3 separate regions of the Homo sapiens genome follow, and regions 1 and 2 are each linked to region 3. Evidence: chromatin contacts called from ENCODE Hi-C or POLR2A ChIA-PET data. All regions are on one chromosome and are shown on one strand. The core of a region is the stretch at or near the end of the contact, and the rest is flanking DNA. Distances in the headings are between cores, read along the strand shown. Region 1 holds the start of KMO (kynurenine 3-monooxygenase). Region 2 holds the start of RGS7 (regulator of G protein signaling 7). Region 3 has its middle 67 kb from the start of RGS7.

Region 1 (3,981 bases), core at 664-3,163, 110 kb before region 3:
TTTTAAAATGAGACATCACTGCTGCCACCTTAGTCCAAGTCTTGAGCTAACGTAACAGCCTCCTAACTGGTCTATCTTGTCATCTTAAAATGTTCCTAGTCATTCTCCACATAATGGTCCAAGGGACCTTTTAAAATCACAACTTAATTTCCTGCCTAAAATCCTCCAATAGTTTCCCATTGTAATTTGAACAAAATCTGATCTTCTTGCCTGGACCTCTAAGATCCTACAAGATCTGGTCTGTCAGCTTTTCTGGCCTCATCAGCTACTCTTCTCTGGCCTCAGGCAGTTCCTGCCTTTCTTTCTGCTCCTTGAACTTGGGCAGCTCATTATTGCCTGAGGGTTTCTCTTCCTGCTGTTCCCTCTGCCTGAAATGCTCTTTCTCAAGATCTTCACGTAGTTAGTTCTATCTGATCATTCAGGTCTCTGGTCACATGTCCCTTCAGCAGAGCAGCTGTCCCTGACCACATTCTAAACAGGTACTCCCAAAGATACTCTCTACAGCACTACCCTGTTTTCGTTTCTTTCATAGTGCTTCTCTTTAACTGAAATTGTCTTATTTGTTTTCTTCTTCCTTGTCTTTTTCTTCTCTGGAATTCTCACCCTCGCATCCCTACTACCTAAAACAATATTGGTACATAGTAATCAGATTTTGTTGAACACATGAATTCTCATTTTGTGCAACATTTTGATAGGACAGATTGGACACAAGCCTAGTATGAAGCAGTGACGACACATGTCCCAACCAGTGACCAACACATCATGTGATAGCATTTCTAAATGAAAATTTAGAATCAGAAATATTAAAAGAACTGTTCTAGCACTTTGGGGAAAAGACACTAAGGAAGGCAGAACAAAAGACAGCATATACTGTATAAATACATGTGTGGCATAAAATATACCATCTATATTCAGCCTAGAACAGTGTTACGCCCTCAATAAATTTTTTGTTGAGTGGATATATGAATAATTAATGAAAAGTCTCCAAATGATTTGACCAAAGGTGATAGGGAAATGATTTAACCTTGACTAACTGGGATGTTTGTATTCTGAAACAGAAATTCTGCTGAGATGGGAAAAAGCAAAGTTGAATCGGAGCAGACCCATGTTAAACAGAACTACCTTTGGCACCATAACTATGAAAGCAGAGAGTGACCTCTCCTTCCGTCTTGTTAGGTATGGGGGAAGCCCCAGCACCTTTACGTCACGTGCTCAGTGAGAGGTGAACACCTCACTCCACTGTCTTAGGTGCTCCACTGGAAGAGTCAAGTAAGTCAGGCGACCACATAAATCTTATTCCCAATTACTCATATAACTAGTGAACATTCAACATGATACTTTGACGTTAGCTTCATGTTTCTTGACCCTTTTATTCTCATTAGACAGCATTAACTGAGTTATTAAACAAAGCGGAACAAATGTTTTTATTAAAATGAATATTGAGACTAATTCCTGTTCCTAAAAACATAGCCAATTTGGGGATAAAATCAAATTCAATTTGCATTATTTTTGCTTTTTAACAAATCCTAAACCAAAATGATGAGGGAAAACAGAAACCTTTGTATTTAATGGCTATAAAATACCTTTCCTGAAAAAGAACAGATTAAAACTCATACTATATTAAATCTATGAAAATAAAAATATTAAAAAAATAAACAAAATAGCTGTATTTAAATATCAGAGTTTTCACAAGAAAATTAACAATTTGCAGAAGTGACGAATAATAATCATTACGAGTAATAATAGTTAATATAATACCACCAACAATAGTAATCCATCTGAAAATTCTTACCAAGCCACCACCAATGACAGCTACTTTTTTCCTTTGAATGACAGATGAGTCCATAACTGCTGAAGTATTTTTCACAATTATTGTTGCTTCTGTCACTGAGTGACACTGATTTCTGTGTCTCCTACACACTGATTTCTCTGAGTTTTTATACTGCCCCAAGCCTAGTGCATTCATGAGCCAGCGGCAATGTTTAGTCAGGGCTAATTTCCCTTGACAGTATTAACCCATTAGTTGGCCAAAGTACAATCAGCTCAGCTCTAAGAAAAAATAAATCCATTACAATAACCAAATTTTTTAAAAAATCCATCCAATTGGAGACACTCTATTTTTTCTATCTTCTGTGTAAGACACAGAAATTTTTAAGCAGTCTTGTGGCTTTTCTTCTTCTTTTTCTACAGCATATATTCTTAGTTTCGTTTTCATTCATGATTAACCATGAATGGAGCCCTTCTCATCTGAAGTCCAAAAACATCTTATACCTCCCTTAGAGAGTAAGATGACATGGTTTCATAATTCATCTGTGGATCATTTTTGTGGTTAAGACCAATCAAAAATTTCATCTAAAGGGTCCTCATGGATTGTTTTTAACAGGCTCTACCAGGGAAAATTCTCTGCAAGGTCTTAATATTCTCCCGATCAACATTTTGAATTGTGTAACTGACCATACTTCCCCTTTTTTTTTTCAGCCCAGATGCTAGAAAATTTAGAATCTAATTTTAGAATCGAAAATTTAGAGTCTAATTACCACTAGGGGAGATGACTGACACAACGCTTCTGTAAACTCATTCCCGACTTCATATTATCTATTCACTTTTTTGTCTTTTTCACTCCGTTTTAAATGTTATACTTTTGTGCATGATTTGCGAATGGCAATTGTTTTCTGGAACATGATGTGGTGTAATGTAAAATAAGAACATAAATGAAGTTGTTTCTTCACTTCCTGTTAAGCACATAAAGAATTCAGAACGTTTTTTTCCCTGGTTAGGAACTAGAGTTAAATGGCATTCAATAGTGACCCCTTGTGGATAAGCATGATTAGGTATTTTATTTATTTTGAATAGGTAATACATTAACATGGCATGAAATTAAAGACACAAAAGAGTACACGGTGAATAGTAATCCTGCTAACCTTGACCCTTGGCCACCTATTCCTCCTGCCCAAAGACAACAACTGTTTTGGTGTGTGGGTTACCGTATTCTTCTACACGTTGATTATGTCTTTCTTGTTCTTCCTCTCTCTCCTTTTCTCTCTCTCTTTCTCTCACTCTCTCATTCCCTTCCTTCCTTTCTTTTTAAACATACATTTAAAAACTTTTTCCACATCATATTTCTCACTTTACAACATATAGCTTGAGAATTCTTCAATATCAATATGTAGAGAATATGTATCAATTCCTCAGTATCAATATGTATCATTGTTAAAAAATCTTTTAAAAATTATGAACTATAACACAAATGAACAGTATAATAAGTTACTGTAAAGCAAGTATCCATGTAACTACCATTTAGGTGCAGAGAGAGAATATTGCCAGAATCCCAGAAGTCTAACGTGCCCCCTGTTAATCACCCCTCCTTCGTAGAGGTAACTGCCATACCAACTTTCTTTGCTTTTATGTATAATTGTACCATGATAGATGCATCCCTAAAATAGTTTAGTGTTGACTTTTTTGAACTTTCCTATAAATGAACTTATACTGTTTATTTTTTTACAACTTGCTTCTTTTTCTCAATATTATATCTCTTAAGATCCATTTGTGTTGTTGCATGTTTTTCCAGTTCATTCATTTTTATCGTCATTTATTATTTGTCCATTGTGCTGTTGATGGACATTTGGGGTGTTTCCAAATTTTTAATATCATGAATAATGGTGTTGCCATAAACACTCTTGTGTATACAATGTCATGTACATATGTATGAGTATCTCTAGGTTTCATATGCTGTTTATGCTTTTTTGTTTGTTTTTTGTTTTTTGGGTTTTTTTGAGATGGAGTCTCACTCTGTCACCCAGGCTGGAGTGCAATGGTGCAATCTCGGCTCACTGCAACCTCTGCCTCCCAGGTTCAACTGATTCTCCTGCCTCAGCCTCCCGAGTAGCTGGGATTACAGGTGCCTGCTACCACGCCTAGCTAATTTTTGTATTTTTTCAGTAGAGATGGGGTTTCACCATGTTGACTAGGCTGGTCTTGAAC
Region 2 (4,298 bases), core at 836-3,335, 67 kb after region 3:
TAAGATCCAAGATGCTTCAGAATTTGGGGGTCAAAAAGACAAAGAGGAACAAGCAATGAGAGTGAGAAAAAGCAGCCAGTAATGCAGAAAGAGAAATAATAGAGAGTGGTGTCCGGGTTAATTTATGCTGAAAAGTCAATTCATATGACAATTGAGAATTGACCATCAGCTTAGCACCATGGAGGTCATTTGCCAAAGTGGAACAGGTTCAACATGGAATGGAAAGATTTTGGCATAAAGGGAAGAAGGAAAATAGGGTGGCAATAAGTGGAAAGGGTGTCAAGAGATATTATATATATGTATGTTTATGTGTGTGTATAATTTATATATATAAATTAAATAGAGCCAATTATATATATGATAAATAGAGCTATATATATATATAGGCTCTCTATATATAGAGCTTGGGTACAGCTTCCTATGAGGATGGAAACTTTACCCAGAGATGCAAAGGAGGAGGAAGACTGCTTCCTTCAGGCGGTTCTCTCTTAAGAGGAAAATGGTCAAACTGAGTGAGCATACCCAGTTGTATTTGCAAATTTATTAATCCAAGTCATGCAAGTCACATCAACTTCTCAGGAGCAGACTGAACAAGAGGGAAGAGAGAGGGGTTAAAGGAGGGATAAGTAGATTTCAGCGAGAGCAAAAACGTTAAAGAAATATTTCGAGAAGTCGAAAACGAAGAGAATTTTGCTGAAGAAGATTCTAAGTTCCAGAGGCTACAGTGGAAAGATGTGGGGAGTTGGAGTGGGAGACAGGTCAGACTAGAGTGTGTGTAGTTTGGGACAATGATATTTCTCCTGTAGTACTTGGAACAGGGGCTAGGTTAGATAAATATTTGTTCCTTGAGAGAAACCTGACAAGACCTGCATGGGGCTGGGGTAATACATTGGTCCACATGGACCCCTGTTTGAGTAGAAGTGTTATCTCCAATAAGGTCTAGTCTGCTTAGACCAAGGGGTCAGGAAAGGCTGACCTTGATTATCTTCTCCTTCTGTCCCTCCCTCTCCTCCACACCTGGCCCAGTAGAGGAAGGAAAACTAGATTTACAGCTGATCTTGATTATCTTCTCCTTCTCTCCCTCCCTCTCCTCCACAGCTGGCCCAGGAGAGGAAGGAAAACTAGATTTACAGCGGCCCAGCCCTTCCCCCTGAAAGCCAGAGGCACAGGTTGCTTTACTACCACCGAGACAAAAGTGATCTGTCTCCTTTATGTCATTCTAATCCTTACAGAAGAATTTGTGGCAGCAGTACGAAGACTATAGCTAGGAGGATCAGCACCTCAGAAGCTCTTTGAAAATTGCTAGAGGATGAGGGCAGTGGGCAAGAGGAAAGTTCCTCTGAGCACCTTCTGTTAAAAGGAGAAGCCAGGCCTTGGGGATGTTCCTTCAGTTTCACAAGTGGCAAGATTTTCACCTCCGGTTGGCAGCTTTCAAATCGTTTCCCATTTCTCCAACTTAGGAAGAAGCTGTGAAAACCGCAGGCAAACGGGGATGAATGATTCATTTGGTCCTGGCCATTTCCTTCATTCCTAGGGTGTCTCAATATCTCTCTACTCTGTTATTTAAGCATAATAATAATAATAATAATAATAATAATAATAATAATAATAATAATAATAAATCATCTGCTTCCCTGGGACTTTCAGCGGAGTCGTTAGGCACGTGATGAAACCTTGGTTTGCACGGGGCTCCATCCATCCATTCATCCGTGCATCCGTCCGTCCATCTGTCCATCCATTCACTAGACCACCCACCCACCTACCACCCACCCACCCATCGCACAGCCTTCCTCCCTTTCCGGCTTACACTGGGCGTTAAACTCCGGTCTCTCCAGGCCTCCGGCGCACGTACACACGCGCGGGCGAGCGGGCGGGGTGTGCGGGAGCGCGGGCTGGCCGCGCCGGGGGCAGGACTACAGCCTCCCGAGGGGCGCGAGGGCGGGAGGCCGGGGAGGCCCGGGAGGCCCGGGCGGTGTGGCGGCGGCCGAGCCGAGCCCATCCGAGCCGGCACCTTCGGACGCCCCTGTCCCACGTGACTGTCCCCTCCTCCCTCCTCCCAGTCGCGCGCACGGGCCGGGCGTCTCGACTCCCGCGCGCGCTCGGCTGGTCCCAGTCCCCGGGAGAAGAAGCGGAGGAGGGAGAGAGCCAGCGAGGCGGCCCAGGGGAGCGGGCGCGAGTGGCGGCTGCCGGAGCCGCCTGTGCACGGGCGGCGGCGAGGCGAGGGTGGCGGTCGCCTGAGCAGCTAGAGCCGGGGCGGCGCGGAATCCGCATCCGCCGCGAGTGTGATGAAGCTACCCTGCCTCGCTGCTCCGCTTGCCGCCAGCTGACACCGCCTGCACCCAGCCCGCCCGGGAGGGGAGACGCCGCGGGGCCGTGACCTTGGCGGAGGAGGTAAATAGGGAAGGCGGGCGGGGAGGAGGCAGCGCCACCCAGAGCCCTCCCGGCCCCCGGCCCGCACCCAGCCCTCGCTCTGCGCAGCGGGAGCGTCCGCGGGCGCAGGGCGGCCGCCCCCGGGAGCCCCGCGCCGGGGCTGGGCTACGGGCGCCGCGCGCACCCCGCGGTCCACGGTGCTGAAACTGCTGCCCGGCTCCGGCGGCCGCCGCGGCGCGGGGCACAGGCTCGCCTGCCATTTGCTGCTGCCGTGAGAGCGAGCAAGGGGAGCAGGGGCTTGCCTGTTTTCTCCTCTTTGGCTGGTTGCTCTGGAGGCTTCTGCAGTTAGGCTTTTACCCACGGTGACCCGGGTAAAATGGCCTGAAGGCTTGACCTCCCACTAGTTCTTGTTGCCGGGACATATTCTGGTGTCTTCTTGCAAAAATTAGGCAGGATTACCTCCGGACTTCCGAAGCGAAGTGGGGAGAAAGGAGAGCAGCCGGTGGCTGGCAGCGCAGGCAGGTGAAAGTAGGCGAAGCATATACTCCGGCTCTGTGTGGGAGACCCGGGGGAATAGAGAGGAAGCCCGTGCGCTGGAGAATGACACCGGGAATGGGCCTCTCTGATGGGCTGCAGGTGGGGACACTAGACAGATACCTAGGAGAAAGTGTGCTAACCCGCCCCCCACTCCCCCACCGCATCCCCCAGGTGTTGCCTTTCCACCCTTTGGGGAAAACATCACCAAGTTCAGATGCAAGTATTGGGAGAGAAGAGAACTCTGTACTAGGAAAATGCTACCCACGAGTTTTTAGGGTGAGCATCAAACACTTCTCAAAATGAGTATCCAGAAAATGAAGTCAGCTAAAACAATAACCAAATGGCTATTTCTACCTGGAAGATTGTAATTTCTTACAATTCCTTGAGGTTATTGTAGGTGTCAACTCACTTTTTAAAAAATCCATGTCCTGTGTCACTTTCTCCAGCCAGCCCCAGTTTGTAAGAACGCGCCATGTGGGGTGGGTGCTGTGAATGATGATGATGAATCAGGGGAGTCCCACTGGGATCTCACTGAAGTCTCTCTGACCCTTTGCAGGGCACACTGATAATTCTTGTATCTTGAGAGTGGACCAAGTTTTGGGTGACATGGCCCAGGGGAATAATTATGGGCAGACCAGCAACGGGGTGGCCGATGAATCACCCAACATGCTGGTGTACAGAAAGGTAAGAATGTCTTCAGTTTCTTGGAAAACGGGAAACTTCCGGCTTTCTCGATTTTTTTCCCCCTCTAGATCAGAGTATGTATCAACTTTGTGGCCTTGTGGATTTCCCAGATCATCAGTGATTATGTACTATATACGTGAAAGTGATCTGACATTCTCAAATGATGCATATGTGGGGAAACACACTGAAGTAAATGAGGCCTCCTCACGTGTTCCCTGCTGGTTTTGAATAGATTATTCTGTCCTGAGCAATGACAGCACGTTTGGGCATTCCAGATATTTTGGTTGTTATACACATGATTTAGTAGCATCCGTAATAATTTTAGAAGCTTTTTCTTATACCCCCTTTAAACATTTAGGTTATAATAATGATATAAGCATATCACATTTTAGAAATAAAAGTAGACCACTTTGCAATTTTGTGGCAAGAGAGACTGTGTCTGTGTAAATGTATGTGGTTTACTAATTTCGTTCTTGACTAAACAATTCTAGTCTTTTTTTGTCTTAGCCTAAATTATTTTTTACTTTCTGTTACTTTTATGACTTGGGGTATTTATGGGTATTTATATTCTAGTGCCGTATGCCTATTAAATCATTAAATAATATTTATCTTGCAGAGTTGCTTTTTTTTGGCCACAAATAGATTTGACAGCCTTATACATTTAATAGCAATGCTACTGGCAACAAACTTTTAGACACTGAGCAACC
Region 3 (4,351 bases), core at 1,252-3,751:
ACAGTAACCAAAACAGCATGGTACTGGTACCAAAACAGAGATATAGACCAATGGAATAGAACAGAGGCCTCAGAAATAATGCCACACATCTACGACCATCTGATCTTTGACAAACCTGACAAAAACAAGCAATGGGGAAAGGTTTCCCTATTTAATAAATGGTGCTGGGAAGACTGGCTAGCCATATGCAGACAACTGAAACTGGATCCCTTCGTTACACCTTATACAAAAATTAACTCAAGATGGATTAAAGACTTAAATGTAAGACCTAAAACCATAAAAACCCTAGAAGAAAACCTAGGCAATACCATTCAGGACATAGGTCCTGGCAAAGACTTCATGACTAATTCACCAAAAGCAATGGCAACAAAAACCAAAATTGACAAATTGTATCTAATTAAGCTAAAGAGCTTCTGCACAGCAAAAGAAACTATCATCAGAGTGAACAGGCAACCTACAGAATGGGAGAAGATTTTTGCAATCTATCCATCTGACAAAGGGCTAATATGCAGAATCTACAAGAAACTTAAACAAATTTACAAGAAGAAAACCCCGTCAAAAAGTGGGTGAAGGATATGAACAGACACTTCTCTAAAGAAGATATTTATGTGGCCAAGAAACATATGAAAAAAAAGCTCATCATCACTGGTCATTACAGAAATGCAAATCAAATCCACTATGAGATACTATCTCATTTCAATTAGAATGGTGATCATTAAAAGGTCAGGAAACAACAGATACTGGAGAGGATGTGGAGAAATAGGTAAGTTTGTACACTGTTGGTGGGAGTGTAAATTAGTTCAACCATTGTGGAAGACAGTGTGGCAATTCCTCAAGGATCTAGAATCAGAAATACCATTTGACCTAACAATTCCATTACTGGGTATATACCCAAAGGATTATAAATCATTCTACTATAAAGACACATGCACGTGTATGTTTATTGCAGCACTATTCACAATAGCAAAGACTTGGAACCAACCCAAATGCCCATCAATGATAGACTGGATAAAGAAAATGTGGCACATATATCCCATGGAATACTATGCAGCCATAAAAAAGGATGGGTTCATATCCTTTGCGGGGACATGGATGAAGCTGGAAACCATCATTCTCAGCAAACTAACATAGGAACAGAAAACCAAACACTGCATGTTCTCAGTCATAAGCGGGAGTTGAACATTGAGAACACATGGACACAGGGAAGGGAACATCACACACCGGGGCCTGTCAGGGGATGGTGGGCTAGAGGAGGGATAACATTAGGAGAAATACCTGATGTAGATGACGGGTTGATGGGTGCAGCAAACCACCATGGCACGTGTATACCTATGTAACAAACCTGCACGTTCTGCACATGTATCCCATAACTTAAAGTATATTTTTAAAAAGTGCTTTTTGGTGCCCAAGGTCCGGAGGCGGCCGAGGTGGCAGGTGACTGGCATATCAGCACTGCCCCGTGTGTGCACACACCTGGCCGGGCTGTCAGTGCTGGGGCACGGCCCCAACCCTGCTCCGAGATCCAGGCAGGCGCCGGCAGTGGGGAGAGGCTAGGCAGCAGGAGCAGATACAAGCCTGCAAGGGCAAGGGGGTCCCCTGGGCCCCCGAGGGTGCAGAGTGCAGAGACTCCCGGGTCCTGCACCTGGGAGGGTGGGCTCCCACCTGCTCCGTGGAGCATTCAGGCAGCTCTGGTCAAGTCTCCTCACAGCCTGGGGCAGGGGCTCCAGGTCCTCACTGCACCCGGGTGGCACCTGGGGAAGGGATGATGTCGCCACAAATTCTTCCTGTGGCCCCGGCACTCGGGGATGGCCCGGGGCTTTCTCTCACCCTGCTAGCGACCCTGCCCAGTGGGAAAGCCTCCGGAGTAGATTGCGGGCCCCAGGCCCAGCCTTCGAGAGCGTCAGGCTCAGCGATCACTCCGATGCGGGGCAGAACCTGCAGTCCCGCGCAGAGCCTCCTCCCTCCCGAGGCGCAGGAACACGGTGCCATCGGCCGGGTGGGCGCGGTGGCCTGGCCGCCGGCTGGGTCCCCGAAGCGGGTGCCGCTTCCTCTTCCTGCCTCTGCGCCGAAGCCCGGCCCCAGCTCCTGGTCCCAGGCCTGGCCCCCCACACTCCGTGTGCAAGTGCGGCACCGCCCCAGGCCCGGCTCCCGCTGAAGTCCCCTGGAGGCCCGCCCCTCCCTCCGTGCTCGACTGCCCTGCTACCCCGCCGGCAGGTGCCTCAGCCCGGCCCCATCACTGCAGCCCCCAGGGCGGCGGGCTCCGGAGACGGTCTGCTCCCTCCGTGCACCCTCCCTGCAGCGGCGGCGGGCGACAACGGTGGCAAGTGGCCAGAGTCCGGAGTGGAGAAGGCCTGGAGGGGTGGGTGGGGAGTCCCGCTAGGTGGGATCCACCCTGCTGCAGGAGGGTGGGGGAGGTGTAGTCAGCTGCCTTGGGGACACGGCGCACAGGGGACGCGTGGCACAGGGCTCCCACTGCCGCCACTGCTGCTCCCACAGCGGCTCCTGCCGCCACCGCTTGTACCTTTCCGCTGCAGCCGGCGCGATGGCAGCGGCCGCTCAGGACTGCCTGCTGCTGCCGTATCAATATGACCCAGTCATTTCACTTCTAGGTGTCTAGAAGGGAAACGAAAGTACTTTTTCACAAAAAGACATTAATGTTTCTAGCAGCATTATTCATAATAGCCAAAAACTGGAAACAAATGTACAGTAGTGGTTAACTAGATAAACAAATCGAGCATAATTTTACAATGAGAGATTATTTGGCAATGACAGAACAACTAATACATGCCATGAAAATGATGAGCCTCAGATACAGGCTAAATTAAAAAGGCATGTGGAAAATGGGAACTATTGCATGATTGCGTTCATATAAAATGTCCCCCAAAGGCAAATATATAGAGACGGAAGGCAGATCAGTGGTTACCTGGGTATGTAGTCAAAAGGGGTATTGACTCCAAATGAACACAGGGAACTTTTAGGTAGATGATACAAACGTTCTAAAATCAGATTTTTGTGATGGCTGTACAACTATACATTTACTAAAAATCGTTAAATTCTGCAGTGCAGTGGGTGAATTTTATGGTACGTAAATTCTGCCTCAATAAAGTTATATATACATTAAAAAAACAGTAAGGGTAGTGGGTGAGGCAGAATAGATGGAACAAAATTGACATTGTATTTGCAGTTGCTGAAGCTGGCTGATTTATGACAGGGCCCATCCTACTAATTCTCCTACATTTATGCATGCCTGAATATTTTCATAATGAAAAAGTTTATTAGAATTTAATGCTAAAACAAAATCGATAAAACAAAAGCATTGGGCTTGGTGGCTCACACCTGTAATCTCAGCACTTTGGTAAATTAAGGCAGAGGAATCGCTTGAGCCCAGGAGTTTGCCACCAGCCTGGCAATACAGTGAAACCCCATCTCTATATTAAAAAAAAAAATTAGCCGGGTATCATGGCACGCACCTATGATCCCAGCTACTCTGGAGGCTGAGGCAGAAGGATCAGTGAGCTCAGGTGTTAGAGGCTGCAGTGAGCTGTGATCGCACTACTGCACTCCAGCCTAGGTGACAGAGTAAGACCCTGTCTCAAAACCAAACAACAACAACAGCAAAACAACCACATGAGCCTGACTTTCCACACTGCTGCTGTCTGAAGCGTAACTACCTCTCTTTAAAGAGACGCAATAGCAGCCCTCGAGTGTCTCATGAGATAAATCAACCATGAATTAACAAAGCCAATTCAATTTCACGGATTTTGATTGAGCATCAGCGATAGGCAGGGTTTTGTCTTGATGCTTTACATGTTTTTATTTCTTCATTTCTTCATTGGTTGAAGCAGATATTCATGTTGTGTTTAAAATTTGGTGATTTTTGCTCTTTTTCTCTGAACTTTTATTATTGTCAATAGCATAAATTTAGAAACACTCTGTTCTCTCTCTCTCTCTAGATTATCTACCCTTCCCGTATTTTGTCTGTAAATAATAGAAAATTTCACCTCTGTAATTCAAAACATCTAATGACTAAGTAAAATACTTTGTGATGTGGTAAGATAATTAGGTTTTGGAAAAAGTAATGAGTCCCATGAAGTGATGTCCAGTAGAGGCAGTAATTCATTGCTACCCTCTAACAACAAGGTCTCACTTTGTAAAGCTGATTTACTCTATCTTAAGAGGACCTGGGTGAATTCTGCCCATCAAAGGGCAATATACTCACTGAAGTAGCCAGTCCTAATTCTTGCTTCACCTATTTGAAAATCTTGAATGGAATAGAAAGAATGAGAAACAGTTTTAGAATGTTTTATATTACCTGCTGCCTGTGAAAATAGAATCACCTATAATAAGACAC

The links. Hi-C counts contacts between places; a loop is a spot of excess contacts on that map. ChIA-PET counts read pairs that join two places held with the same protein, here RNA polymerase II (POLR2A). Pooled maps may share reads with other maps.
Region 1: a pooled map shows a loop between it and region 3 (2.6-fold over the local background). The contact joins the promoter of KMO here to the enhancer-like site in region 3. A Hi-C loop is called at or near these places in 1 of 50 pooled maps.
Region 2: a pooled map shows a loop between it and region 3 (2.1-fold over the local background). The contact joins the promoter of RGS7 here to the enhancer-like site in region 3. A Hi-C loop is called at or near these places in 2 of 50 pooled maps. POLR2A ChIA-PET finds 5 or more read pairs at or near these places in 3 of 52 experiments (MCF 10A, OCI-LY7 and WTC11).

Annotation. Positions count from the first base shown.
Region 1 is chr1:241,530,310-241,534,290 of GRCh38, reverse strand. KMO (kynurenine 3-monooxygenase) reads right to left here and starts at 1,913. Exons shown (of 15, transcript NM_003679.5): 1 at 1,793-1,913. The coding sequence starts at 1,846. RefSeq lists an enhancer at 2,181-2,330.
Region 2 is chr1:241,354,992-241,359,289 of GRCh38, reverse strand. RGS7 (regulator of G protein signaling 7) reads left to right here and starts at 2,085. Exons shown (of 19, transcript NM_001364886.1): 1 at 2,085-2,391; 2 at 3,464-3,591. The coding sequence starts at 3,514. LOC124904601 (a long non-coding RNA gene) reads right to left here and starts at 2,038. Exons shown (of 2, transcript XR_007067052.1): 1 at 1,808-2,038; 2 at 1-1,467. RefSeq lists a silencer at 2,184-2,233.
Region 3 is chr1:241,422,026-241,426,376 of GRCh38, reverse strand. No RefSeq gene overlaps it. Among named protein-coding and RNA genes, the nearest start is that of RGS7, 67 kb to the right of the region's middle. Within about 2 kb of position 2,501, at least 2 of the 41 ENCODE cell types and tissues checked have a DNase peak (open chromatin) inside an H3K27ac peak, as active enhancers do.